2 separate regions of the Homo sapiens genome follow, and region 2 is linked to region 1. Evidence: chromatin loops called from intact Hi-C (ENCODE). Cell type or tissue: Caco-2. All regions are shown on one strand.

Evidence for each region. Hi-C counts contacts between places; a loop is a spot of excess contacts. Peaks named below come from ENCODE experiments on the same cell type or tissue, not always from the same donor. Only the 100,000 strongest peaks of a DNase experiment are listed, where the experiment ranks them.
Region 2: a loop joins it to region 1, with 5 times the contacts of the local background. A loop is called at or near these places in 8 of 110 quality-filtered maps.

What each region holds. Positions count from the first base shown.
Region 1 is chr12:100,136,479-100,138,978 of GRCh38, reverse strand. The region is part of intron 1 of BLTP3B (bridge-like lipid transfer protein family member 3B); the gene reads left to right. Among named protein-coding and RNA genes, the nearest start is that of BLTP3B, 5.1 kb to the left of the region's middle. RefSeq lists a silencer at 79-228. In Caco-2, no CTCF peak of the experiment used is centred here; no DNase peak of the experiment used is centred here.
Region 2 is chr12:100,572,646-100,575,145 of GRCh38, reverse strand. It overlaps GAS2L3 (growth arrest specific 2 like 3), which reads right to left and starts at 1,462. Exons shown (of 10, transcript NM_174942.3): 1 at 1,361-1,462. RefSeq lists an enhancer at 1,168-1,457 and a silencer at 1,488-1,617. In Caco-2, no CTCF peak of the experiment used is centred here; DNase peaks (open chromatin) are centred at 1,165 and 1,525; H3K4me3 peaks cover 2,210 bases.

The DNA.
Region 1 (2,500 bases):
TTTCACATGGGAATGGAAACTTCTAAAGAGAAGTCGTAACAAATGTGAGAAAGGAAATAAAAGCAGAAGCTACCTTTCAGCTCAAGACATTAGTGTGTGTGTGTGTGTGTGTATGTGTATGTGTATACACATGTACACACCTGTGAACAGGCGCTTGCAAATCGGCAAAGTGGACGTATATTTAATTAAGCCAGGACCTGAAAAGGGGTAGGGAAGTTTTGGATACAGACACTCTCTTCTCCTTCGCTCCCTTAGGCTAAGGGCATACTGTGCTCTGCACAAGGTTTCCTGGGAGTGGGAGTTGACTGGGCAGACATTCACCTCACCTCGGTGGAGTCATCGTATAGTTTAAAGCAGCAGTTGTCAACCAGGGTCAGTTTGTCTTGAGGTGACATTTGGCAGTGTCTGGAGATATTTTTAATTGTCAAGACTTGGAGGGGAGGGTAATACTACTGCCATCTAGTGAATAGAGGCCAGGGATGCTGCTAGACGTTCTACATTGCACAGCATATTCCCTCACAACAAATAATTATTTGCCCAAATGTCAGTAGTTCCGAGATTGAGAAACCAGCTTAAAGTGTACAGGTGTGTGTCGTATGATTGAGCTAGGGTTCTGTGCTAGTAAAGTTGTTTTGCCTGCAAACATCAGAAAGCTGATCTATTTAAGTAAAAAGGGAAATGTAACAGAAAGCAGAAGAATATCTGAACAACCAAATCAAGGAAAGAACAGGAACCAGCTAGCTCCTAGAATCTCATTGGAAGAGTTCTTGGACCTTCCTCTTAAAGTAGCAGCAGGGTTTTTTAACCTTGGCATCATTGGCATTTTGAAATAGATAGTTCTTTGTTGTGAAGGCTGTTCTGTGCATTGTAGGATGTTTAATGTCTCCAGACATTGCCAAATGTCTCATAGGAGGCAAAATTACTCCTGGTTGGGAGCTACAGCTTTAGAGTGCTGGCCTATCTTCCATAATTCCCAGTCTTTGATCTCTCCTGTCAGGTTTCAGAATCCCCTAGAGAGAAAGCCTTTGTGACCCAGTTTTGTCTACCCATGGTTCAATTAGCAATGGCAAAGGGTTGTACAGCAAAAATATGGTAATGGAGAGGGCTATTTTGAGTTAGGCTTGTTGCTCCATTAGTCATCTGTAATAGGCAGTGCACTAAATTAGATTTCCAAGGGCCTCATTTGCTACATTAAGGAAATTGAACTTTATCCTGGGGGTGAGGAGTGACTACTAATAAAGGTAAGAGGGATATGCTCATTAAAGCAGTCTTATTTTTGAAGTCTAGGGTTTAGGAGCAATATCTGGGGTGGAAATACGGAGTCTACAAATGGACTCTGAGTAACTTAAGTAGAAAATGGGGCCAGGTGTGGTGGCTCATGCCTGTAATCCAAGCACTTTGGGAGGCCAAGTCAGGCAGATCACTTGAGCCCAGCAGTTTGAGATCAGTCTGGGAAACATGATGAAAACTCTGTCTCTACCCCAAATACAAAAATTAGCCAGTCTCATAACCTGGTCTCAAAAAAGAAAAAAAGAATATTCATTATGGACATTCAGAAGGGTTAAACACATGCAGGATTTGGTGCCTGAATGGCAAAGTGATGAGAGGGATTAGAGTGCCTCACTTTGTGTTGATGGGATTGGCCACTAGATTGAGGATATATAAGGAAGGGGAGGAGAGGGCGGTAGCTGATAGCCTGGAGAGAAAAGGAAAGAACCGTCAAAGGATTGGGAATGCTATCTAGGTGGAAAAGTAATGGAGTAAAGGAATGAGATAATTGGAAGGGTTGGAGATTTTGTCTGAAACTGTCACATTGAAGTTTAAGATTTTAGAAGTGAAGTAGATCTGGTTTAGGAAAAGCTATCTGAGGCTGGGCGCCGTGGCTTATGCCTATAATCCTACCACTTTGGGAGGCTGAGGCGGGTGGATCACCTGAGGTCGGGAGTTCGAGACCAGTCTGACCAACACGGTGAAACCCTGTCTCTACTAAAAATGCAAAATTAGCTGGGTGTGGTGGCCCATGCCTGTAATCCCAGCTACTCGGGAGGCTGAGACAGGAGAATTGCTTGAGCCCGGGAGGTGGAAGTTGCAGTGAGCTGAGATCGGGCCATTGCACTCCAGCCTGGGCAACAAGAGCGAAACTCCATCTCAAAAAAAATAAAAAAAAAGAAAAAAAAGAAAAGAAAAGCTATCTGATATGGCCATAGAAGTGAGTTGCTGAAGAAAAGTTAAGGTGCATATAATTGGAGATCAATACTGCTAGGTCTAAAATCTTTCCAGTACTGACCATTCCTAAAAGGAAATGCAGTGTAGCTTATTTAGTCTGCCAGACATTATTTTTTCAAATGCTAACTTCACATCATTACTGATAGGCTAATATTTGTATCATAAACTTTTATGGTAAAGCTCAGTAAATAATTTTTGAGAGTTTATGTATTTAACGTTTTTGAGCACATATATATATATGCCACATAGTGGGCATTAGAGATACAAAGATGAG
Region 2 (2,500 bases), 440 kb before region 1:
ACAACAATCCTCTCAATAAAGTAGGAACTATTATTAACCTTCTTTCACAGACTAGGAAATTTAGGCTTAGAAGGATTAAATAATGTGTCTAAAGTCAGATATCCAATGAAGTCTGATTTCAGAGCCCCCCTGCTTAGCAACTCTGTCACGCTAAAAAAAAAAAAATTACTACTTCTAATTCAATGTCAGATAGCAAACACCTACTGTTCAATGACAGTTGGTTTCTAATGAGATTTTGAAACAGATGAGTCAGACAACAGGTATCGGCATCTACACCAGATCACTAGAGTTTCCACTTCTGTCATTTGAAACAGTTCCAATTTGTTCCCAAAGGGAATCTGAGGTGGTGAGAATTTCAATTTCTAATCATTTAAGTGCCAAGACAGGTGATCAGATAGCAATTCACAAAGCGGTTCTGTTGTTCTTGTTGTTTTTGTTTGTTTGTTTTTTGCTCTTCACACAAGCGAAGCAAAACCCAGGCTCTGACCTAAAATCATCTCTTTGCAACCACTGGGGATCAGCTATTCCACCATGCCATGCCACAAAGCACTCAAATTTACAACATTCAATCCCTCGGTGTGAAAAGATTAGGAAAGGAACCACGGGTGACTGCATAGAGGAGCACGCCCTCCAAAACTTTCCTCTGACTTCCAAGGCACTCTACAAGCCTTCCCTTTCTTTTGCCAGCCTCTCCCCGGGCAGTCCTCCAAACTGAGGGTTGTGGGCGGAAGGCATCGCGCAGGGTCTCCAGCTCTATTCCCCAGTTCCGCACATGTGGGCGTTCTAGACCCTGCATGGACTGGGAGAAAAAACAGGGAAGAGCCTATAAACCTTGCTAGAGGGCAAGAATAACTGTCTGTCTCTTTCTCTTTGCAGGGCCAGAGACTTCATCAATTCTTTCCGAGGATGATGAACAGAAAAAAACAGACCCTCTAAGTGCCAGGCGCTTAGGGATGAGGGTGCCCCTGAAGATCCCACAGTACCTTCGGGCTCTGATACCGCTCTGGATTTAAAGCAGGGCGAGTAGCGGCTGGATCCCTCCTCCCCAGCTGAGCTCGCCCACACCAGCAGCCCCAACCGCCCCGCACACCTGTCGCCCCTCTCTCCGCACTTGGGTGGACAGGTGAAGGCAGGCGCAACGTCACCTTGACGGCCCCAGGAGCCAATCAGAGCACGCGACTGCCGCAGCCAGGCAAACGCAGAGCGTACTGGCTCCCGCAGCCGGGAGACCCAACAAACCTCAGCTTCGGGGCCTCAGAGAGCGGGGGGCTCCTGGAGCCCTCAGGCTGAGGCGCGGAGGCCCCGAGACAGCGCGTAAAAGTTCGCCAGGAAAAGAGAAGACAAACAGGGAAGTACTCACCAGGCGCAGGAGGGTCACTTCTCCCAGCGGGGCGACAACTCGGCTCAATCTGTGCGGGGCCAACACGCCCCTGACCAACCGCCGCCGCTGCCGCCGCCGCCTGGGCCTCAGGGTCAGTAGCCGCTGGCCGCCGCCTGTTTCGAAGGGACCAATCATAAGGCGGGGGCGTGGTCTGAGGCCCCGCCCCCGGGCTGCCGGGAAGCACGCGACCCGTGGGCGCTCGCCTGTCAGCGCGTCCAGCGCTGCGCCTCCGGGCGTCTCGGAGCTTCGGTGGCCAAGTCCCTCTGTTCACTGAAAGGCGAAGTGGTTCAGTCAGAGCAGGTCCTCCGATCTGGCCTTTCAGCGACAGCCAGTTCGAAAGCCACAGCCCGTCCTGTTGTTCCCACAGGCCTGAGAGGTGAATGAACCTCGCCTGTAATAATTGCTTCTGAGCGTCCTGGAATGTTGCGGTGCAGCTGAAGGCGCTTCCCTGAGTTTTATCCTGGTCTGTTAAGAGCCGCTCCCAACCCCACATCCACTCGGGAGCTGGCTGACCTGAGGGCGCCACGGTTTCCAGAGACGCAGCCTGGAACCCAGCAGGAATGGGGGTCCTCAGCAGAAATCTTTCAGAGAGAGGCCCCTCTTCTCAGGTGCGGAGGGATGAGGAGGAATCCTGTAGTCCCAAGTCACAAAAGGAGGATGTTGACTCTTCAGCAAACACCGGAGCCTGAAAACAAAACAAAACAAAACAAAAAAACAATGAACTTCAACGTAAGGGATGCTTACTAGCTCCCAGGGTTGAAATAAAGCCGAGACTAGACATCAGTGTAACAATCCCAAGTCGGTTATATCTGTAAATGTGGCTTGTTTCATAGCAAAAAATAAAATAAATAAATAAATAATTTTTTAAAAAAATCACTGGCTTTGTCCCCGAGGCCTGTGTTGCAGCCCAGGCCCTTCTTTTTTTTTTTTTTTTTTTTTTTTTTTTTTTTTTGAGACAGGGTCTTGCCCTGTCACCCAGGCTGGAGTGCGGTGGCACGATCTCGGCTCACTGCAGCCTTGATCTCACGGACTCAAGAGATCCTCCCACCTCAGCCTCCAGAGTAGCCAGGATTACAGGCCTGTGCCACCACACCGGGCTAATTTTTGTGTTTTTTGTAG